Regions from separate parts of the Mus musculus genome. Here regions 2 and 3 are each linked to region 1. The links are chromatin loops, found by intact Hi-C in ENCODE. Cell type or tissue: heart. All regions are shown on one strand. Each heading gives the region's core, and the rest is flanking DNA. Links, peaks and the distances in the headings are about the cores only.

Region 1 (7,621 bases), core at 1,160-5,159:
AAGAGTATGCACAGAACTTGCTTAAAAGTTCCCAGGACTCCCCACCTCCCTCTAGCTGCCTTCTGGGATCGCCATTGAGTACACCTAATCTCAGCCGGTCTGTCAGAGACACCCTCAACACAAACCCTAGTCCCCCTCACAGCCCCTTTTCTGCTCCAGCAAAATGAAAAGAAACTATCATGACCCAGGAAAAGATCGCCAACCTGCAGGCACAGTGCATATTGGTGGGAAAGGAACCATTCACAGACAGAAGGTGGTTCCTGGAACAGCCACAGCAGATGATGAACAACTAGAACTTTAGCCCAGCGTGGTGGCACACGCCTTTAATCCCAGCACTTGGGAGGCAGAGGCAGGCAGATTTCTGAGTTCGAGGGCAGTCTGGTCTACAGAGTGAGTTTCAGGACTATCAGGGCTACACAGAGAAACCCTGTCTCGAAAAACCAAAAAAAAAAAAAAAAAAAAGAACTAGAACTTTGACTCTCATTCTCTTAAAGAAGCTGGGCATAAACAATGTCTCTGGGGCTCTAGAGATGGCTCAGTGTTTAAGAACACTGACTGCTTTTCCAGAGGTCCTGAGTTCAGTTCCCAGCAACCACATGGTGACTCCCAACCATCTGTAACGGGATTTGATTGATGCCCTCTTCTGGTGTGTCTGAAGACAACTATAGTTGTACTCATATACATAAAATAAATCTTTAATAAAAAAATCTTTGGTATTGAAGAGGAACAGTGACAATCCTCTTTGACAACTCTAAAGTTCAGGTGTCTCTGTCAGTGAACACCTTCACCACTACAGGCCGGGCTGCAATACGGAAGCCGGCAGAAATGCTTCCCAGCATCCTATACCAGCTTGGTGCAGATACTCTGACTGGGTGACAGAGAGTGGCAAATAGCTCTGCCCAAACAACCTGGGAATGGCAAAGCACCAGCTGCTACTGGAGAGGAGAGGGATGAAGTTGCAGTCCTGTGGAGAATTTTGATGAGGTTTTCAAAAATGGAGCAACTGACTTGAGGCAATTTGTGAGGAAGATGAAACTTAAAGAAGTTACTGGGCTGCTATTTCATGTCATGACTGCTTTAAAAAATTTATATGACTCTGATAAGACCTACATCTTTACTATTTTTATGTTCAAGCCCCTTGGACTCTGCAGCTCCTTTTGGTTGTTGGTTACACACAGTTCACCCTTCGCAGCAAATTAAGCTGAAGCAACTCGGGAATCAAGTTTGAGAAAAGTTAATAAAATTCTTTGTCTAATTTTCCTCTGGTCTCTACATTCTTGCTATGGTATACACACATGCACCCATGCACACACACACACCAGAGACATATAAAAAAAATTTTAGAGATGGGTTTTGGTGGTGGTTATGCAACAACATGAATGTCCTTAATGCCACAGAAGTGTAAATGGCTAAGACCGCACATTTTATGTAAATTTCCTTTTGTGTAGCCCTGACTGTTCTCAAACTTGCTCTGTAGACCAGGCTGACCTTGAACTCAGAGAGATCTGCCCATCTCTGCCTCCTGATTGCCAAGATTAAAGTCATTTGCCACCACTACCCAGCTGTTAGAGATTTTTTTTTTTACCATATATTTTTTTAAGTGAAGAGGAAATGACGTTGAACGGAAAGGATCAAGAATAACTTTTAAAATTCTTCTCTTTTGCTGCTTTCTTCCCTTAGATAAGTAGAATTTTACACTGGGAGACTTTCAGGAAGCAGATAGTGATGTGGTTTGTTGCTTAGGGACTATATCTTCACTTGGTTTTGTTGTTGACTCAGGGGCTTTCGCAGTCCAAACTGTCCTCAAACTCCCTATGTAGCCAGGCATGACCTTGAACATCTATCTCCTTGACTGATGGCATTATAGGTGTGTATCCTCTTGTCCAGTTTCAGGAGGTGATGAAGATTGAACTCAGTGCTTACTGTGTGCTGAGCAGTTACTCTCAGCTGAGCAACATCCCCACTCTTCAAGTGAAACACTGGCTCTGGCAAGTATTGAAATCGATTTACAACATCATAAAGTGTGTTAGTTTTCTATCCGTATGACTTGAAATATCAACTTACAAGAATACATTTATTTTTCTACAGTTTCATATGTTTCCATTGAGGGCTGCTTGGTCCTAGGGCTTTGTGTCTGTAGAGAGCAAGAGCATCATGGTGAAAAGCATTTCAGCAAAGTGAAACAGATGACATTGTGTTTACAGGCTGCAAGCAAGAAAGACAGAGGGTGGTCAAGTCAAGGTTCCCACATCATGTTAAAGTGCTCACTCCTAATGTCCTAACTTCTACCAGGTCCTGCCTCTTAAATCTTTGGCATATGGGTCCCTAGGGAACATGGAATCCAAACTATAACAGGAAGTAAATCCTAGATATTAATACAAAGATACTGTGCTCTACTTCTGATTTAGGCATTCAGTCTTGAGGCAACTCGAACTACTTTTTTTTTTTTAAGATTTATTTATTTATTATATATGAGTACACTGTAGCTGTCTTCAGACACACCAGAAGAGGGCATCAGATCTCATTACAAATGGTTGTAAGCCACCAGGTGGTTGCTGGGATTTGAACTCCGGGACCTCTGGAAGAGCAGTCAGTGCTCTTAACCACTGAGCCATCTCTCCAGCCTCCCTGCCCCCCCCCCCCGAACTAATTTTATCTTCTATTAAAAACGGAACCTAACACTTAAGCCCAGACTAAAGGCCTTTCAACATAGCACCTTGTTTAGTTCTAGTAATAAGGTAGCCTTGTATCCTACTCTACTCATCATAAAACTGAGGTGCACAGAGGAAACCTAGTTAAGTACTAAGTGGTGGACTTAGAATTTTGAAGCAAGCGTTTTGTCACCAGTCTCCCTCTTAACCATTAATCACCTCTTTCTCTTTGAAATGCTAATATCAGAAATTGAGGTTTTAATGAGTGTTAAGTAGCTCTCAAAGATCAGATTGGGTAGAAGATATTCCTTGTGAACCCAACTCTCTACTTCAGCAGCGTGACTGAGCCCTGGGAGGTTAACGCTGAAGTCAGAGTACAGGATTTCTAAGATTAAGGTCAAATTTTTGAACCTAAGTAATTTCCCTCCAATTCTTAAGTGACGAATCTGCTGCCTATCCCATGAGTCTTGCAATTAGCTGATTTGCAAAATAATCAAGTCAGGAGAAATTAAATCCATTACAGAACCACCTAGTCCACAGAGAACTCTATATAAATCAGGTTATTTGGCAGGGGGTCCAAGATATAACCCAAGCCGAATCTGCAGCTCTGGCGTGGAAGACAGGGGGCGGGCAATCGGCGACCATTTTTGTTTTGCGGCCGTGCGCTCTCAGCGCATCTTGACTAACAGGACCCCATGGAGGAGGCGGGGCCTATCCGGGAGTGGGGCGGGGCTGGGAGGCGTGATGATTCAAATGGACTAATGACTAGGGCGCATCTGACAGGAGTCACCAATGAGCGGGCGTGCTGGGGCGGAGCGCACAAACCCTACGGGGTTTGGTTGCACCGCGGCTTTGGCGCATTTTCGGCTGGTTTGATTCATCCATTTTGAAGAGACGGGGGAGCGGGGGGCTCGTCAGATCCAGGGACCTCAAACCAGCAGCCGCCGACTCTTGAGAAGCCAGCAGCCCGGGGCTCGGCAGCAGCGGCCCCGCCGGCCGGAGCGGGGGGGTGGGGCGCCGAGTGCGCGGGGAGGGGGGTCCTGGTCCTCGGCTCCTCGACTTGGTCGCGCCTCGACAGCGAACATGTCTCGGCCTGTCAGGTCAGTGCGGAGTCCAAGGCCCGGGGCGGGCCGAACGGGCTGGGGTGAGTGGCGAAGGACCTGGGCAACGGGCCTGGAGTCGTGCTCCTGACTACCACGCGCGGCCTTCTGTCGGGGGCCGCGCGCGCCCTTGCGCGTGGGTGCTCGGCGGCGCGCAGGATGGCGGCGGCGCGCACGGGCGCGTCGCCTCCACCCCGCAGGGTCCGGGTCGGCTCCGCGGCCGCCCCCACCTCCGCCATGGCCCTGGCGTGGGCTTGGCGCGCACCAGGCACACCATAGGCCGCACCCCTGGGCCCTGTTGGAGCCTACGGCCGACCCGGGTGCGAACACGGAGGACTCGGTCCTCCAGAGGCTCGCCGGCTTAGCGTTTTGGCGAGCGAGTTGCTTGTGCCCCGCCGCCCGGCCCCGCCTCCATTCTCGGGGTCGCGGCAGGCCCCGCCTCCTAGCCCGGCCTGGGCGGAACCCACGTTTTCCTTTCCCCTTGGGGCAAAAGTGAGTTTTGACACTGAGCCCCGTAAAATAAGGGCCACAGCCTCTCCCCACTTGGGAGTTCTGAACGCATTAACCCCAAGTTTTCTCTTTCCACCGCTTGCAGACAAATGCCCTTCCTCCAGGGACGTGCTTGTTAACCCAAATCCCGTGTGGTTCTCGTTCCCCCTCACCCCGCAGTACGCGTCTCTTGCTACTTCTGTAACCCTCTCTTTCCCCGTGTGACGTTAATCGTAAATGGACTACGATCCACTAGCGATCAGACTTTTATTCACATGGCTTCAAGAAGTTTTCGGTTTCCCCTCACTCGGTGGGCTCCCCTTTAATGCCCTCCAGAGCTGTTGTATAGAATGTGGCTTGGGTGGAGGGTGTGGTTTAGTCCAATCTATTAAGGCCTGAGAGACAGAGGGACAGAGACCGAGACCAAAGTCAATAGATGTTACTTGTAAAGGAGCTTTACCTGGCCCCATTGCCTTTAGTTCTTAACTATTTTTACAGTTATGAATTCATTTCAAGTTTTGGTATCGAAAGTATCCCAATACCAAGGAGAGGTTTGGATCTGGCAACGGTTTTGTGCCCCACTATGTCTCCTTGACAAGATAATCTATTGGTGGTAGATTACCACCCCTCCCACTCGCGAGAGGGAACTGCGGAGGATGAATTACCTACCAGCTTGCTTTTTCCATTCTGTTTTAACCTGCACCTCCAAATTACCATGTCTTCTGTGTGATGTTTGGGAAGTAGTCAATATGACTGTTCCAGGTTATAGTGAGTTCTTTGAGGACATAAATCTAACCAAACTGTACCACCAACTCAAATTACTTTTTTCTAGACAGGGTTTCTCTGTGTAGCCCTGGCTGTTCTGGAACTCACTCTGTAGACCAGGCTGGCCTTGAACTCAGAAATCCGCCTGCCTCTGCCTCCCGAGTGCAGGGATCAAAGGCGCCACCACTGCTCAGCTGAGGTCTCTTGTATAATAAATTAGTTGGTCCTTTTGCTAGAAAGATATGTCTTTTCTTTTAAAAAAAATTTTTTTTAATTTGGGGAGAGGGTGTCTCATGGAGCCAAGGCTCCCATGGAACTCTTCTGTAGATCAGGCTGGTTTGAATCTGCCTCTGCCTTACAAAAAGGTGAGACACTACTACTACTGGCTCATTTAGCTTTGTAACTAACTGTTCCACTTGGTGGCTATTGAAAGTTAAATTAAGTAAAGATTACTGGAAATAAAACTTGTGTTTCTCATTCACACAGTACTTCAGATAGGGTATGGGTCTGCACTCTGCACTGTGCTTTTAATGCTAAATAACTCCTGGTGGCTTGGGAGCACCTCAGAAATGTCCCCTTATGCTGGGCGTGGTGGCACACACCTTTGGTCCCAGCACTTGGGAGACAGAGGCAGGCGGATTTCTTAGTTCTAGGCCAGCCTGGTCTACAAAATGAGCTCCAGGACAGCCAGGGCTACACAGAGAAACCCTGTCTTGAAAAAACAAAAAACAAAAAAAAAAAAAAAAAGAAGAAGAAGAAATGTCTCCTTACTCCACAAAATAATAGTACTGTTTTCTAAAAGAATTGGTGTGTTTTTGTTTTTGTTTTTTTTTGAGGCAGGGTTTCTCTGTGTAAGAGCCTTGGCTGCCTGGAACTCCCTCTCTAGACCAGGCTGTTATCAAACAGATCTGCCTGCCTCAGCCTCCTGAGTGCTGGAGTTAAAGACATTCCTAAAGGCACATGTCCTAAAAGGAGTTTTTGATGGATTTTTGTTTTCGTTTGTTTTGTTTTTCTTTTTCTTTTTTTTATTTATTTATTTTTTTAAAGAACATTTGCCTTCTTTATTTTTTTTTAAGATTTATTTATTTATTATATGTAAGTACATTGTAGCTGTCTTCAGACACTCCAGAAGAGGGAGTCAGATCTCGTTACGGATGGTTGTGAGCCACCATGTGGTTGCTGGGATTTGAACTCTGGACCTTCGGAAGAGCAGTCGGGTGCTCTAACCCACTGAGCCATCTCACCAGCCCTTGTTTTGTTTTTCTCAAAGGGAATAAAAAAATTAGGTGGCAAACTTTGACAGCAGACATCATGTGTCCAAGTGGCCTACAGAACCTAGATTTTATAGTTAATAGAGTCCTGCTCGTTTTCCAACTCCACAGTGACCACTTTACTTTCCTGTATGTATGTGGGTGTGAACTACCACCTGTCTGGTTAAGGTCAGAGGACAACTTGTGGAATCACCTCTGTTCTTATTGGTCCTGTGGATGGACTGTAGTCTTGGCACAAGTGCCTTTAGCTGCTGAGCTGTCTCACTGGCCTTTTCCTCTGCAATGTGTGTGCCCATGTACTTGTGTGTGCCTATATACTCGTGTGTAAAGAAGCCTCTTAATCATGCTTTGAGGTGAGACATGCCCTGGGACACTTATTATGTGGGTGCTGGCATCCAAACTTCTTCATGAGGCATGACACTCTATGAGTGTATTGTTTGTTTTCTGGCTTTTGTGGAGTTTTAAAAATTATTATTATTTGCTTGTTTTTTGAGCTGGAGTCTTATGCAGCTCCAAGCCAGTCTTACTTAGACTTGCTTTGTAGTTTTAAGAAGTCCCTAGTTGGGCTGGTGAGATGGCTCAGTGGGTAAGAGCACCTGACTGCCCTTCCGAAGGTCCAGAGTTCAAATCCCAGCAACCACATGGTGGCTCACAACCATCTGTAACAAGATCTGACTCCCTCTTCTGGAGTGTCTGAAGACAGCTACAGTGTACTTACATATAATAAATAAATAAATCTTTAAAAAAAAAAAAGAAGTCCCTAGTTCACTGAGTGGTAGTGGTGACTACCTTTAATCCCAGTACTCTGTAGGCAGAGGTAGATCTCTGTAGGTCTACATAGAGAAACCCTGTCTCTCAAAATAAAAAAGAAATCTCCAGCTTAAGGGGGAATTTGAAAATTGGAGATACTTTTGAATTTAACAAATAAATACAAGAACATGCTTAAATTTAGTATCCCATGTGTATCTAGAGATGAGCCTGTTTCCTTGTATTTGTTCTTCTTTACCACCAGATGTATATGTGCCTATGAGCAAGTATGGCTTTAAAAGAAATTCCCACCTGGAGACTTTAATTTTTTTTTAAGATTTTATTTATTATTTATTTTATATGTAAGTACACTGTAGCTGTCTTCAGACACACCAGGAGAGGGAGTCAGATGTCATTAAGGATGGTTGTAAGCCACCATGTGGTTGCTGGGATTTGAACTCAGGACCTTCAGAAGAGCAGTCAGTGCTCTTAACCGCTGAGCCATCTCTCCAGCCCCCTAGACTTCAATTTTTAAAGCATCAGGGGTATTTTATAAATCTAAATGTGATAATGCAGCTTATCATTCTAGTACTTAAGA
Region 2 (7,621 bases), core at 1,879-5,878, 82 kb before region 1:
CTTCCCTACCACCCACGTCAGCTGACAACTACCTGTAACTCCAGCCCCAGTTTTCTTCCAACCTGCATGTGAATACACACACACACACACACACACACACACACACATCCACAGACCAGCACACATACACACATAATGCTAAATAAAAATAACACTTTAATTTTAAAAAGACTTCATAACTTAATTTTTCATTATTAGTAGTATGTGGGCAGCAGGTACGCACATAGAGGTCAGAGGTCAACTCTGTAAAATCAGTTCTTTCCTTCCACCTTTCCATGGGTCCTAAGGGGTTGAACTATATCAGCAAGTGCCTTTTCTCACTGAGCCGTTTCACTGGCTCAGCAGTAGACACATCTGTAAGGCCAGATGAGGAACATGTGAGCCCCTTGGGCACATGGAAGTCCAAGTCTTACAAAGGGGTCATGAAAATGCTCAGAGACCCACATTTATGGCTTCCTGACACTTCCTGACGCTCATGGCTGAGTCTTGCCTGGAGTATCTGGCTGGCTTGCTACCTGCTGCTAATTCCTGTCTTTTCATCTGTGACCTTTGCTCCCCACATCTGTGTTTCTCAGTTCATAGACTGCAGCTGCTCTCTGGGTACAGAAAGGATAAGAGTCTTCCTCTTCTCAAGGTTACAGGTGGCTGGACTGGAAGGAAGCGTGCTTCCCCCGGGCTCTCTTGCTGTCTAACTCTACGAATCAGCATAACATCGGCCACAGTGTCTAGGCCAGTCTCCTCTCTATTACCCATCATACTATCAAGGCCAGTTACTGATCTGACTATCTCCCAACAGACGTTCGCCGTATTTTCTGAGCGCTTACTGTGTGCCAGGTGCCAGAGGTACAGAAGTGGTTAAAACATGAAGGCCATAATCCTGACCCAGTGATCCTGGCCCTTCAGGATATCCCAGAAGAATGTCTTCTGCGCTCACAGACTTAAAGAAATATTTGTAATACCTAAAGCTAATGAAGGACTCATATCCAAAATATATGAACTCCTAAAAAAAAAGTCAAAAAGCCAGGTAGAAAGTTGATAATACTTAAAAACGATCCAAATGGCAAAGAAATGTGGAGGAAAGGTGCTTAATCTCATTAGCTATCAGGGCAATACAAATTTAAGCCACAGGAAATACCATTATATACCCACTAGAATCGCTACTCTTTTTTTTTTTTTTAAATGAGTCAGAGTTTCATCATGGTAGCCTTGACGGGCCTGGAACTTATTATGTAGACCAGCCTGGCCTTGAACCCATAAAGATGAACCTGTCTCTGCCTGCTCTTAGGTGCTAGAATTGAATGACTACAACTTTAATCTTTTCAGATTGGTGATACCAGTGTTGATAAGGCTATGAAACAATAAGGCATTTCTAGCAAGAATATAAATTAGAAAAAGCACGTCAGAAAATTGTTTAGTAGTGTTTCCTAAAGCTAAGCATTTGCCTGCCCTATGATCTAGCCCTGTTCCAATGTGCCAATTCAGGCTGGGTGGCACATGCTTTTAATCCCGATGTTTGAAGGCAGAGGCAGAGATGGAAGCAGAGGTACGCAGATCTCTGGGAGTTTGAGGCAGCCTGGTCTGCAGAGTGAATTCTAGGTCAGCCAGGGCTACACAGAGAGACTATGTTTCAAAAACAAAAAGATGCCATGGCAGATTCATAAAATAACAATACCTGGAAACAACTGAAATCTGCATCAACGGATGCAAATTGCCCTGTGCTCGCTTAGTGACATCACGCTGCAATGAAGGTGAATTAACAAATGGTACTGGGGTTGGGGATTTAGCTCAGTGGTAGAGCGCTTGCCTAGCAAGCGCAAGGCCCTGGGTTCGGTCCTCATCTCTGGAAAAGAAAAACAAAACAAACAAACAAAAAACAAATGGTACCATGTGTGATGTATGAGTAAGAGAAACTAAGCACAGAATAGTAGTGCCTCCTGAGAGGTTCTGTTATAGAAAGTCCAAGCGCTCACAGACAAAATGAACAGTGTCAGACAGAGGCCACCCTAGGGAAGAGGGTGAGAGAGTGACCAAGGGAGCTTCTGGGGTGGCAGTAATGACTGAATTCTTCCTTTTGGTGGTGGTTTCATCAGCCTGTTCCCTGTACCATAATTTGGTGGTCCATACTCTAGGTTTTACGCACTTTCCCATATGTTCAGTTTACTTCGACTAAAAAGAAAAACTTTTCAAGTAGATAAAGAGTATGGGGGTGGAAATAAGAGAAGGACAAAGATTTTGTTTTTAAGTTGCTATTGGATGAAAGTTTTTGGCCTTGAGGCAGAGTCTCAACTGTATAACTCTAACTATGAGGCACTGTCTCTTGGTAGACCCAGACGACCTCATATTTGTAGAGTCTCCTGCTTCTGTCTCCCAAGGGCTAAGACTGCCAACACTCAGGCAGCCATATAATCAGTCTTAGTTTTCCTCTCAATCTATACTCATTGTGCACAAAAACTGGTCCTTCTGGCGAAGACCTAGTGTTGCCCAATCTAGGAGTAACTTCCATATCCAAACATAGACTTGGCTGTGAAACCAAAATTGGAGTTCAACTACAGTGACATTTGCTGGGCCCTTAAAAAATATAGACCTTTGATATCCTAGCAGCGGAGCTGAGCCCGGGGTTGCTGGATTAGCAGGTGGGGACAGGTTTTTGTGGCTACATTTGTTATCATTGTCCAAAGGAATGGCCCTCTCCAGTTGCTGTTGAGCATGTGTGCTCAGTAGCCAGCACTCTTTTTCTCTCCTATATACATCCTATCCTTATTCAACGGTCTAGAGAAATGCTCAATTGCCCCAAGGAACCTTTCTAGGGAAGAAAGTGACAGGAAAGGAACCTCTGGTCATAGGCTCTATGGTCTAGAAAAATGCTCAGTTGCCCCAAGGAACATTTCTAGGGAAGAAGGTGACAGGAAAGGAACCTCTGGTTATAGACTCTACCGATGAAGGGGGAAAGGCTGGAAATGGGAGTTCCTTTATAGGGAGGTCACATCCCCTTCACAAAAACAACCCAAAGAGAACTAACTGGTACTGATTTTGGATTGATGAAGTGAAGACACCCCAGGGAGGAAGTGGCAAAAGCGAGGATGAAAACACTTTGATTCCACAAGGTGCGTCAGGGAAAGTTGGCGTTCATTTCGCCCGGGATGGAGACTTCTCTCCCACGGGGCCACGATTGGGTCAAAGGAAACCCCCGCTCCCCTCCGCCCTTACCTCATTGGTGTGTGTAGCCCCAGCCATGAGTCTACCAAATTTTCCCTCCAGTCTGCCCATCCCCACCCCTATCAAGGCTGGAACTTTATTAAGGCAGATTAAGGTTCGGTCAGTCGCCCAGAGGAACAAGGAACCTGGAAGGAGAGATGAGGAGCCTGATGAATAGGAACTGTGCCCAGGAAGAAGGTAGGGACTGGGCGTGGAGAAGGAACACGCGATGGCTGCTGCGGCCCGGGCGATCGCCAGCTGGCCGGCTCAAAGGGGTGGTTTCGGGTCTTCTGGAAGGCCCAGAGGCTCACTAGAGATAGTCAAGATTCAGGAGTACATGCGTAGCAGAACGCTCGCCTTGAGAGGCCGTGGGAACTCAGGAGCGCAGCACCCGCCCGCGCTTGAGCACCGCGAGCCCACAACACCCTCCAATTCTGAGTTCCCGTCACTCTGCTGCGTTTTCCCCCTCACCCCGCCCCCAGCTCAAGAAACGCCGGGGAAATGGGCGGGGCCTGGGCGGGGCCCGCCCCTTTTCCTGCTCTGATTGGCTGATGCAGTTGTCCATCCTGACTCTATTCTTGATGGAGGGGGGTTACCACCCGCTCTGCCCCAGATCACGTTTGCCACCCACAGCCAAACACTCTTGTCCAAGTCCGCGGGCAAGAGGCGATTGGGGACGAGCGAGCTCGGCATCTCAGGCCCAGTCCGGTCCACACCAGCCCGAGGCGGAATATCCTGATCGCCCCCCACCAGGCCACCTCCCCTCGTGGAATCGGAGCGGCGGCCTCACAGGAAGGCAGAAGCGAAATGTAGCGAGCCGGGTGTCGCGGTTGGACGCTCGCCTTGCCTGGGGGTGTAGCGGGGAACACGCGGGGGCTCGAGGAGGACGGCTGAGGGGGAGGAGTGATGAGAAGAGGGGGTACCCTACATCCCCCAATTCCGCGGGCCCCTGCTACCACTCTCCAGGCGCCCTTTCTCCCCAGCAAGGCGCAGGTCAGTGTTGTTGGGTCTGGGAGGGAGGGAGACGAGGGCGGGGGACTCCAGGACGCAGTGCTTTTGCAGTCTTGAGTTGCCGGGAGTCGGCGGAAATCAACTAGGCACTCCTCCTCCCCACCCCTGTAGTTGGGGATACCTAAACCGGGCTTTTTTGTCCATCCCCGCTTGGAAAGGAGACGCGGCTTCCTAGAGCCTGAGGCCCATCGGTAGTGGCTTTACTGCTGATGTAGTTGAGAGACTGGCCTGCTCCCCTTGCTAGCCCCCTTCCAGGTCAAAGTGGCCTGCCAGAAAGACGGGAGGGAGGGGGCAGTCAGGTTTTAGCGAAGGAACTCAGAAACTTTGCTGGCTCGGGGGCGGTGGACTCAGACTGAGTGTTTCCTCTTGGCTGACTAGTGAGGATCTTTGAAAACAACGGTGCTGTGTTAAGGTGGCTTGGCTGGTGACCGAGTTAGTGGAAGACTCATAACTTGGGCCCTAGAGTTTGATTCTGCCTTAACCAAACTGGAGTTGACTAATTGTGAGTGTTTGGAATACTAACAGCCTGTTCATCATACCTGCAAAACCCTCTGGATTTTTTTTTTTTTTTTTTTTTACTATTGAGAGCCATGCTGGTGAAATGCAACAAGTTGGTGGCAATTCGTGGGGATTCCTTTAAGCTAAGAAAAGCAGGGCAGGCAAAGACAGACATGATTTGGGAGTAAATGCATATTAGCTTGTGACACTTGGATTTGCCTGACTTTGTTTTTCTTTCCTCTTTCTACACCTTTTACCGATGATATTTTTGTTTTTAAGAGTTACACCATGTCTGGCTGTCAGTAACCCGAGAGGAAAGGGGGAAGGCCAGGCAACCAAAAATGTAGGAATAAACAGTAGCTTCACCCTCTGTCTCTTCAATCTAGTTAACTGCCGGGTCCTATCTGACAGGCTCACAGGATCTAGCATAGAGAGAAGTGTAAATGCAGCCTGGACCAGGGTTTAGCCTGTGGTTTCTGTAACACTCGACTTTCAAGGGCAAGAGTAAGAAGGAGGCCTCTGGTTCTTGGCCTTGGTCTTGGCCGGCTTGCCCTGCCCCGGTTGCCTGGGGAGTTCTCCTGGCTTCCTCTCCCATCCCAGCAGGGGGCTAGGACAATTAGAGGTCTAGGGATGCTCCCCTCAATGACCAGCCTCTCTGTTTGCCCTGTCTTGCTGTTGCTGTCTTGTAATAAGTCACTCAAGAAGAGTGAATGCGTAGGGAGTTTGCATCTGAATCTGTAACTTTACTGATAAGGGACTATACTTAAGTAATACTGAGTTCTTATCAAGATCCGAGAAAACAACTAATCACATCCCTGCCCACCCCAGGTTGCTCAGGAGGCAATGCCAAGGTCTCCTATGAAGCATCCTCCTTTTGGGTGGTGGTTTGCTGGCTGGGAATCTGCTGGGAATAGAACTCACTGCATCTCGACATGAAGTGGGGCAGGACAGTGTAATTCTAGCAGGAAAAGAACAGCTAATAGCCACCCCTGTAACACCACATGCTCTGCAGATCATCCTAGTAGGAACTGGTTTTTGCTATGTACCAACATTCATTCTCCCCCCCCCCCCTCTTCTTTTTGTCCTTCCTCCCAACGTAAGGTGTTCCACACCAATTCTTGTGACTTTAAGGACCAGGCAACTGAGAAAGTACAAGATCCTCTCAAGAAGGGAAGACATCTCTGGGAGAGAGAGGAAAGATAGCAGACACTGGGACCAGCTGAGCCCAGCCACGGTGCTGTGAGAAGCTGAAGCCACCCAGCAGGAGTGAGAAGAAACCCTGGCCTCAGATTGAGGCTTCGTTCTCAACGATCTGAACTCATTCAGCTTTTCCCAAGAGAGGGCTGCAGCATCAGGCACTCCAGACTCAGGTTGAGCTCTTCTGCTCCTGCTCTGAGGAGCTGGCCACTGAGAACCAAAGATTGCCCCTGGCACAACACAGAGCTGCTGGGAGCAGGCACCCACTACCCATAGAGGCAGCTGCTGCATCTGGTGAGGACTTTGTTTCCTTCCAGCTCCAGGCTGCATTGCTTGATGGGGCTGTCTTTTGGTAGATCAGTTTTTACAGTGCCCGGTAGGAGTGGAGAGCCGTGGGAAGAGGTCTTGCGGCAATCAAGCCTGGGTTCACCCCAAGACTAAGTTCTTTCCCAAGTCAGAGTCGAAGAGAGAAAGAAAAATAAATAAATTCTCCCCTCCTCTCCTCCCTGCCTGTCATGTCCTCTAAGCCAGAGCCAAAGGACATCCACCAGCCGAATGGTACTGGCCCTACTCCTTCTCCCTGTTCTTCGGATGGCCCTGGGCGAGAGCCCTTGGCTGGGACCTCAGAGTTCCTGGGGCCTGATGGGGTGGAGGTGGTAGTGATTGAGTCCCGAGCTAACGCCAAGGGAATTCGGGAGGAGGACGCCCTACTGGAGAACGGGAGCCAGAGTAACGAGAGTGACGATGTCAGCACAGACCGGGGCCCCGCGCCACCCTCTCCGCTCAAGGAGACCTCCTTTTCCATTGGACTGCAAGTGCTGTTCCCCTTCCTACTGGCAGGCTTTGGGACTGTGGCAGCTGGCATGGTGCTGGACATTGTGCAGGTAAGACCTGAGGAGGGTGTCCTCTGCTCACAAGCCCTTGCTCAATACCTTGGCCTTTGGGGAAACTGACTCTTAGAAGTTCCTCTCCACTTCTGTGTCAGAAGCAGCTGCTGCTTCCTAGAATACTCTTTCCCTTTGGATTACATCCTTGGTTTCATCGATGTCTCTGTTACTTACTGCAGAACCTTCAGAGAGGCCAAGTAGCCCCAGGGAGGTGGTCAGAGCAGTATTGCCTAACAGTAACAGATGTAACTCCAGAGCTCAGCCTCGGGGTGGGAAGAGAGGAGCAGGCCTGTTGCTTGCTATGCCTCCTCAGTGCTGTTGATTCCAGCTCAGTAGGAGACATCTAGATAGGTCTCCTCTTTACGCCTGCTTTCCTTTCTCCAGAGGTTTCAAGGATACCAATGATAGAACACTCCTTTTCAAGCCTCTCCTCCATTCCCCCGCTGGGCAGGAATTTACTCAGCTGTCAGGAAGGGTCTCAGACCCAGTGAGAAAGCTCTTAAGGCATTTTGTATTGCTGATCTTTGTGCATCCTTGGCACGGTCTCCTTGGTGAGCGAGGATGGTTTGGGAAGGTGGTATAAGATCTGAAGAAGCTCTAAGTGTCGTGGATGGGAACAGAATGTAACCAGACCTTAGCAGGAGCGTCCCTCTCTGCTCCTCGTCTGTCACAAACATGCTCTGGGCAAACAGGAAACTTTGTGAGGATACTGGATAGACAAAACAGTACGAGTTGGTAGGACACCTGGGAACTAAGAGCCAGAGCAGGGGCAAGCTGTATTTAGTGCATTGTGAGTCAGGACTTACCAAGAGCCTCCAGGTTGGAAAGAGAAA
Region 3 (7,621 bases), core at 1,879-5,878, 72 kb after region 1:
CTTTCACACTGTTCTACACGGACTTCGTGGGAGAGGGGCTGTACCAGGGTGTACCCAGAGCCGAGCCAGGCACCGAGGCCCGGAGACACTATGATGAAGGTGAGTCTTTAGCACCAGTGGAAGCTGCTATTGGCGGCTGCCCTGCAGAGGACAGGCCAGGGTTGGGAGATGCTCACAGCCTGGGTGACTCTACCCTGGGTGACTCTACCCTGGGTCCCAGCTCCCCGTCAGTAAAGGAAAAAGGATCTCTCTATATGCAGTAGCTCATGAACACTGCTGCTGCTGTCTTGGTGACTCAGTAGGGCTTCTAGGTCTATGTGGCTCCAGTTCCATTGGGTCCTGTGCTCCCTGCTTGCTTTCCAGTAACTCACCATGCCTTCTAGTTCAGCATTCCACAGAACTGTCTTAGAGCCAGTGTGGGGGCTGTTTTGTGATCCCCCCACCCTTACATACCTTGTACTTCTTCCCTGGAACATCTTCCTCTGCCCTTTGTCAACAGCCCTGGTCACCTTCACTAATTACAATCTAGATGCTGTCGTCCTTGCAGGCAGGTGGGGAGGGCCCCAGGGAGCAGATGCCCATGGCTACTAGTCTCTAGCTCCCCCTAGATTGTGTAGGGTCCTTACCCCACTTCTTCCCTACCTCCAGGCATTCGAATGGGCAGCCTGGGGCTCTTCCTGCAGTGTGCCATCTCCCTGGTCTTCTCCCTGGTCATGGACAGGCTGGTACAGAAGTTCGGCACACGGTCAGTCTATCTGGCCAGTGTGATGACCTTTCCTGTGGCTGCCGCTGCCACCTGCCTGTCCCACAGCGTGGTGGTAGTGACAGCCTCAGCTGCCCTCACCGGGTTCACCTTCTCGGCCTTGCAGATCCTGCCTTACACGCTCGCCTCCCTCTACCACCGTGAGAAGCAGGTACTCCCATTGGCTAGTACAGGGTGGGGGCGGCCTGAGTATGTGGCGTCTGACAAGTGATGTTGGAAAAGACTTGGATCTCTCTGACCAGAGAGGACAGCTGGGGCCAGAGGCTACAGCCGCTGAAGAAGGGTAGATTCTAGGAATGACTTCCTGGCTTTAGAACTAGAAAGCACTTGAGTGGATGATTGCAGGAAGTGCTGAGTCCCTCACTAGGAATCTTGAACAATAAGCATACAGCGGAAGTCCTTTATTCTGGGCTGTATTATTATATCCAGAGGTAGAGTGTGGGTCCCTGGCGTGTGGCTGTGGCAGGTGGCAGTGGAAATGGCCTGGCCTTAGCTAATCTTTGCTAAGAGAGGCAATGTGATGGATCTGTATCCTGCTTGCTGCAAGATGGCGGAGGCTTCTTTCTTCCTGCCCCTCTTTCTAGTTTACCTTCTAATCCTCTGTGTCTCTCTGTCCCCCACCCACCCACTCCTCTCCCTGCTTTCCTCCTTTGCATCCATCCTTTTCCTCAATCCCTTCAGTGCATATCTGAGCCTGACATACTAACTTCGTTTACCTGAGCTTAATAAGCTGGGGAGGGGGAGGAGAGGCCGGGGCGCTGGCACCTTAATCCACACTAACCAGTTCCTGCAGAAGGCCCTCTTCCTTGGCAGGCTTCCTGACTTAGACAGCGTGCTCACCCTGTCTCCAGCACTGTCCTCCCTGAGCTTTAAGGACCTGGATTCAGAACTCCATCAGAAGAAGCACAAGTTGGTGTAGCTTAGGGAAGAGACCACAGGCCTTCCCCTTCTAGAGTTTTCAGAGTTAGGAAAGACCTGGCCCTGGCCCACAGCTTGTTCAGCAGTAATTTGCAGGGGTGTGGTGGGGGGTGGGCTGGTAATGGGAACCTGGTCCTTCCTGTTGACTCTTTTTTTTTTTAAAGATTTATTTATTTATTATATGTAAGTACACTGTAGCTGTCTTCAGACACACCAGAAGAGGGCATCAGATCTCGTTATGGATGGTTGTGAGCCACCATGTGGTTGCTGGGATTTGAACTCTGGATCTTTGGAAGAGCAGTCGGGTACTCTTACCCATTGAGCCATCTCACCAGCCCTGTTGACTCTTATGGAGCTCTGGGCTGGGGCTTTAAAAGCTGCTGTCCAAAGATGAGGCTTGAGCACCTGTGGTTATACCAGGAGTAGCCTTCCTCTCTGTACTGAGGAACATGTCTGTCCTGGGGACCTTTCTAGTAGCCAGCCTTAGTGGCCTTTCCTTGGATGGCAGGCAGGAATAAAAGGGTCTATAGCAGTAGCTGGGGACAGGCTTGGTCCTGCATACTGTCCAACTGTCCTTTGCCACTTCCTGAGTTATGGGATGAGCTGATGAGTTGTGGGTTTCTCTGGTACTGCCTGGGAGCTTCCAGCTCTCTGTTGCAACCAGCTTCATCAGCCTTCTGTGTTAGACACCGCCTGGCACAGGGACCAGTATGGGGTAAAACCTTGTCTTGTTATTCAGTAGGAAGCCCCAGGCCATTGGGGCTTAGGGTTGGTGGAGGGGGGTGGTGACCCTACAGGCATGTGTTCTCTAGTCCCTGGCAGCCTACAGGAAGAAATTGAAAAATGTCAGGGTCAGGCAGCTGGGCTGTGGAGGTCAACAAGAAAAAAAAAAAGTTCTCCCTGCTGCCTCTCCCTTTTGTAGGCCCAATTACTGGGCTCTCCCTGGCCAAAGGCAAAGGCCAAGGCAGTGACCTCGTGTTGAACAGTTATCTCTAGCAGGCCTGGATCCTAGAGGGGCAGGACAGTGAAGACTTCCCTATGGCCCAGTGGAAGGAAGGGTGTGCAGGGGGTTGAGGTAGTCCCTGTGGAACTTGGGACCTCGAAAGCACCTCCTTTGTTTGTTTGTTTGTTTGTTTGTTTTTGTTTCCCCCTCTGTTCTTCTGTCTCTATTCTGTCTCAGTTTCCTATCTTTTCTAGAGGGCTCTGCACTTTTCTCAATCTGTGGATCTGAGTTGACTGACTCCTTGTGTATTCTAAGAAAAGCTAGAATAGACTTCAGGCTGTTTCCCCAACCATGTTAAGGGGGTGGGGGGTGGGGGTGGAGAGTCTGCTTGGAATCCACACCAAGTAGCACCTCCTTAGGTTTTGGATTTTTTTCCCCCCCCTGAAAGCCAGTTGCCTGGTTTCCTATAGCCCCTGATTAGAGGCAGTGAGGGCCTGTTGTCATATACGGGAATCCCCGCACCTGAATACACACCTGTCTTTGTTTCCTTTTTATCCCCACCCTCAGGTGTTCCTGCCCAAATACCGAGGGGACGCTGGAGGTAGCAGCGGTGAGGACAGCCAGACAACCAGCTTCTTGCCAGGCCCTAAGCCAGGAGCTCTCTTCCCCAATGGACACGTGGGCTCTGGCAGCAGCGGCATCCTGGCCCCTCCACCTGCACTCTGTGGGGCCTCTGCCTGCGATGTCTCCATGCGAGTGGTGGTGGGTGAGCCACCTGAGGCCAGGGTTGTTACGGGACGGGGCATTTGCCTGGACCTGGCCATTCTGGACAGTGCCTTTCTGCTGTCCCAGGTGGCTCCGTCCCTGTTCATGGGCTCCATTGTCCAGCTGAGCCACTCTGTCACTGCCTATATGGTATCAGCTGCAGGCTTGGGTCTGGTCGCCATTTACTTTGCTACACAGGTAGTGTTTGACAAGAACGACTTGGCCAAATACTCAGTGTAGAATTGTGTAAGGCATCAAAGAGAGGGTCTGCCTCATGGGTTCTCAGCCCTTAGAGGGCTGCAGAGCTGGCCTCTCCAGGTCTTTGTCGCCTAAGTGGCTCTCTGCTGCCACCCTAAGGCAGTGAGGTGTATTGTTGCACAGATAGGAGCCAGAGCTTTCGGGGCTCTGGCTTCAGAGTCTGGCTGGCCTACTGGCAGCCTCTCGCATGGAAGTCATTCTGAAGTTCTGCAGGGATTGAAATGTGGTCTGTTCAGGTGTCCTGTATCAAGGCTCCAGGTTAACAGCTAACCTCCTGCTTAAGTCACCAGAGGGAGGATTTGGGGGACCTGAACAAACTTCCCTCCAAGTCCCTTGACCAGATTCTGCCACTGTTGCTCTTGCATGGGAGTTTCTTGTAGGATGCTCTCCTCCACAGGGTTTGGCAGGGTGGAAGTTGGAAGGAGGAACCCTAGCAGGCAAGATGAAACCCCGTGATCTACAGCACTGCCTTTCTGCTGAGTCTCCCACCCCCCACTTGTTTCAGGAAATGGCTCAGCTTGTTGGCCACAGAGACACAGGCCTTTAAATATTTAATTTATTATTTATTTAACAAATGAGAAGAAAATTCATTCCCAGCCTTTTTATGTTGTGCCTAGGAGTTGAGTAGGGTGGGATTCCCCAAAACTGGGTCCCCTAAAATAGCTGGTCACTGTGTTAGATATTGCCAGACTCCTCTTCTGGGGTGATAGATATGGTCCCCCAAACTGCTCAGCCCAGTACCTCGGGCAATCTCTTCATCCTAATTGAGAGCCATAAGATGTTCCTGCTCAAGGATTGGGACCCAAGGTCTCCACAGCATACCAAATCCCAATTCTCTCTTGACCCAGTTTGGTTCCCTGATTGCCCACTTCTCCCTATGGGAAAGGACTGTGAAGAGATTGCCCTTCCAAGTCTGTCCCCTGGCTCCAGGACCTCTCTATGGGGCTTTCTGAATCCTAAGCACAAATGTGGTTCCTTAGGCTTCTGCCCATCTCAGCCTCTGGGGCATATCTGTCACAGCCTGGGGAATCTCACACAAACTCAGGAGTACTCCCCGCCAGAGCCAGTGAGCTCATCACGTCGAGGGGGATTTCAGTGCTGATTGCAATAATGTTATCTATGTCTTATTTATTTAGCAGAGTAAATATTTTATACCGTATGTGATAAATCAGAGTATAATGTTTATGGTGATGAAATTAAAAGCTTCGTATATGTTTACTTGATATGTGTTTGTCTTTTCTGTATGAGGAGGAGGCCATTCTAAAATCAGCCTCACTCTGTTCCTGGGGGACTCTTAGCTTTGGCAGCGTCAGTTCCCATGTGTGGCCAGCAGGTGGAGCCATGGGCCAGGTACAGGCATAGGGACTGAAGGTAGAGACAGGAAGAGTCTTAAGTGCAACACTGTGCAGTTTTCTGCTTCTCCAGGGGTCACTGAAGATGGAGCGTTCACAGTGAGGACAGTTGGCGTGTGGAGGCAGGATTTCAGTAGTTGCCATGGCAACGTTCTTTCACATCATACCCTCACCTGGTCCAGCTCAGTCCTTCCTGCCTTGCCCTCTCTCTGAGCTCTCCAACCCAGACATTCCTGCCCCTGACATTCTAGAGTGGTCAGCACAGTTAATACCCACACGAGGGCTCGTTTTACTTTTGAAAAGGTTTCTATGGGACTGGAGAAGATGGCTCAATGGTCAGTGCGTACTATTCTTGCAGAGGACCCAAGCTCAGCTCCCAGCACCTGTACCAGGCGGCTCAAAACTGCCTGTAACTCCAGTCCCAAGTGATCTGATGACCCTCAGACTTCATCATACAGACATACACATAAATGACAATAAAATATTACAAAACAAAGTCCTCTGTATTATCTAACTTTATTGTGAAAATTGTCAAACAGTATGTGTGGTATAACCAGACCCCGGCTTCGCAACTCAAAAATCGGTTCCTTTCCAGGGGTTAGTTCTTAAAATTCTCTGCTATGCCATTTTATTTCACTTGTAAAACTTTGGTATGTAGCTCCAAGAGAAGTATTCTGGGTGGGGAGATTGCTCAGTGGCTAAGAGCATTTGCTGCTCTTCCAGAAAACCGGAGTTCTGTGCCCAGCATTCACAAGTTCTTGTCATTCCAACTCTAGGGGGCTGAACACCCTCTTTCTGCCTCTGCACACACACACACACACACACACACGCACACACACACACTCAAACACCACAGTTTAAAAGAAGACTGTTTAATTACTTGCCTGTATGCCATGTTATCTAATGGAGCATAGGGTAATTAATTATTCAGGTCATGTACAGCTAGCTGCCAAAGGAGAGTGAGTGTCAGTGCTGCTTGGTGTGGTGGTTTGAATAAGAGTGGCCCCTCTAGGCTCATATACTCAAATGCTTGGTCATCATGGAATGGCACTACTTGGAAAGAGTAGGAGGTGTGTGTGGCCTTGTTGGAGGAAGTGTGTCACTGGGGGTGGGGGTGAGGAGGGCTTTGGGGTCTCCAAAGCTCAAGCCAAGTCCAGTGTTGTTCTCTTCCTGCTGCCTACAGATCCAGATGTAGAACTCTCAGTTCCTCCTCCATCATTATGTCTGCCTGCATGCTGCCATGCTTCCTGCCATGATGATAATGGACTAAACCTCTGAAGCTGTAAGCCAGCCCCAATTAAATGTTTTCCTTTATAAGAGTTGTTATGGTCATGGAGTCTCTTCACAGCAATAAACACTGATAGTTGGTTTAAAACAGGCCCTAGTTTATATACATTACCTCTAGTTGCTTTGCTAAATTGTTTCCTGCATTCCTGGGTGTCTGTCCCCCTTTTTATTATTTTTAGCCTGCCATTTAAGAGTCCTGGGATTTTTCTGAAGTGTTGCCCACACTCCATATTGGCCTGGCTGTTTCCTCAGGTCTGCTTAAGATGGTCCTCTTTTTTCTTTTTGTGGTGCTGGGAATTGAACCCAGGGCCTTGGGTATTCTGGTGAGTGCTCTATCACTGTGCTATGCCCCCAGCCTTAAGGTACTCCTCCCGCACCCCCATAGGCTGCCAATAAGATAGAGGCTTGGCTAGACTCAGGGTTTATTTTGGTAAGACTGTATCACAGGTGGTCCTTTCTGTAAGCATCCTTCATAGGTATAAAATGTCTTCCTGCCCTATGTTTTGTTTTTCTGGTGTGTGTGTGTGTGTGTTTAGAGTTTCCCACCAACCTTCCATCTAAGCCACTGGAGATTATTGCCAAGGTCTCCTCCCCTCCCCTCCCCTCCCCTCCCTTTCCTTTCCCTTTTCTTTTTTTTTTTTTTTTTTTTTTAAAGATTTATTTATTACATGTGAGTACACTGTAGCTGTCTTCAGACACACCAGAAGAGGGCATCAGATCTCTTTACGGATGGTTGTGAGCCACCATGTGGTTGCTGGGATTTGAACTCTGGACCTTTGGAAGAGCAGTCGGGTGCTCTTACCCACTGAGCCATCTCACCAGCCCCCACCTTTCCCTTTTCTTTCTTTCTAAGATTTGTTTGTTTTATGTATATGAGTACACTGTCTCTATCCTCAGACACCCCAAAGAGGTTTTCAGGTTTCATTACAGATGGTTGTGAGCCACCATGTGGTTGCTGGGAGTTGAACTCAGGTCCTCTGGAAGAGCAGTCAGTGCTCTTAACCACTGAGCCATCTCTCCAACTTCAAGGGTCTCGTTTCTTCAGATGTGAAATTACACCCTTCAACCTCTCTCAGTGTCTGTCTCTATTTTTCACTCTTATATTTTGTCCCCCCCCCCTTCTCTCTATAGCCCTGACTGGCCAGGATCGTGCTCCATAAACCAGCTCAAAGATCCATCTGCCGCTGCCTCCTTAGTGCTGGGATTGAAGGGGTGTGCTACCACTGCCTGGCATATCTCTAAAAGAGAGAATCTTTTTTTTTTTTTTAACTTGTTTATTTATTATATGTAAGTACACTGTAGTTGTCTTCAGACACCCCAGAAGAGAGTGTCAGA

The links. A loop is a pair of places that touch in the nucleus more often than their neighbours do. Peaks named below come from ENCODE experiments on the same cell type or tissue, not always from the same donor. Only the 100,000 strongest peaks of a DNase experiment are listed, where the experiment ranks them.
Region 2: a loop joins it to region 1, with 2.0 times the contacts of the local background. A loop is called at or near these places in 4 of 42 quality-filtered maps.
Region 3: it touches region 1 in a loop (5-fold over the local background); 3 of 42 quality-filtered maps call a loop at or near these places.

What each region holds. Positions count from the first base shown.
Region 1 is chr1:131,907,000-131,914,620 of GRCm38, forward strand. Nucks1 (nuclear casein kinase and cyclin-dependent kinase substrate 1) reads left to right here and starts at 3,459. Exons shown (of 7, transcript NM_175294.3): 1 at 3,459-3,751. The coding sequence starts at 3,735. In heart, for the core only: a CTCF peak has its summit at 3,251; DNase peaks (open chromatin) are centred at 3,382 and 4,122; H3K4me3 peaks cover 2,381 bases; H3K27ac peaks cover 2,033 bases; H3K27me3 peaks cover 963 bases.
Region 2 is chr1:131,824,206-131,831,826 of GRCm38, forward strand. It overlaps Slc41a1 (solute carrier family 41, member 1), which reads left to right and starts at 3,807. Exons shown (of 11, transcript NM_173865.3): 1 at 3,807-4,188; 2 at 5,806-6,785. The coding sequence starts at 6,417. In heart, for the core only: no CTCF peak of the experiment used is centred there; a DNase peak (open chromatin) is centred at 3,746; H3K4me3 peaks cover 2,517 bases; H3K27ac peaks cover 1,693 bases.
Region 3 is chr1:131,978,100-131,985,720 of GRCm38, forward strand. It overlaps Slc45a3 (solute carrier family 45, member 3), which reads left to right. Exons shown (of 5, transcript NM_001177628.2): 3 at 1-99; 4 at 649-914; 5 at 3,192-4,873. The coding sequence ends at 3,629. Among named protein-coding and RNA genes, the nearest start is that of Slc45a3, 19 kb to the left of the region's middle. In heart, for the core only: a CTCF peak has its summit at 3,747; DNase peaks (open chromatin) are centred at 3,732 and 5,092.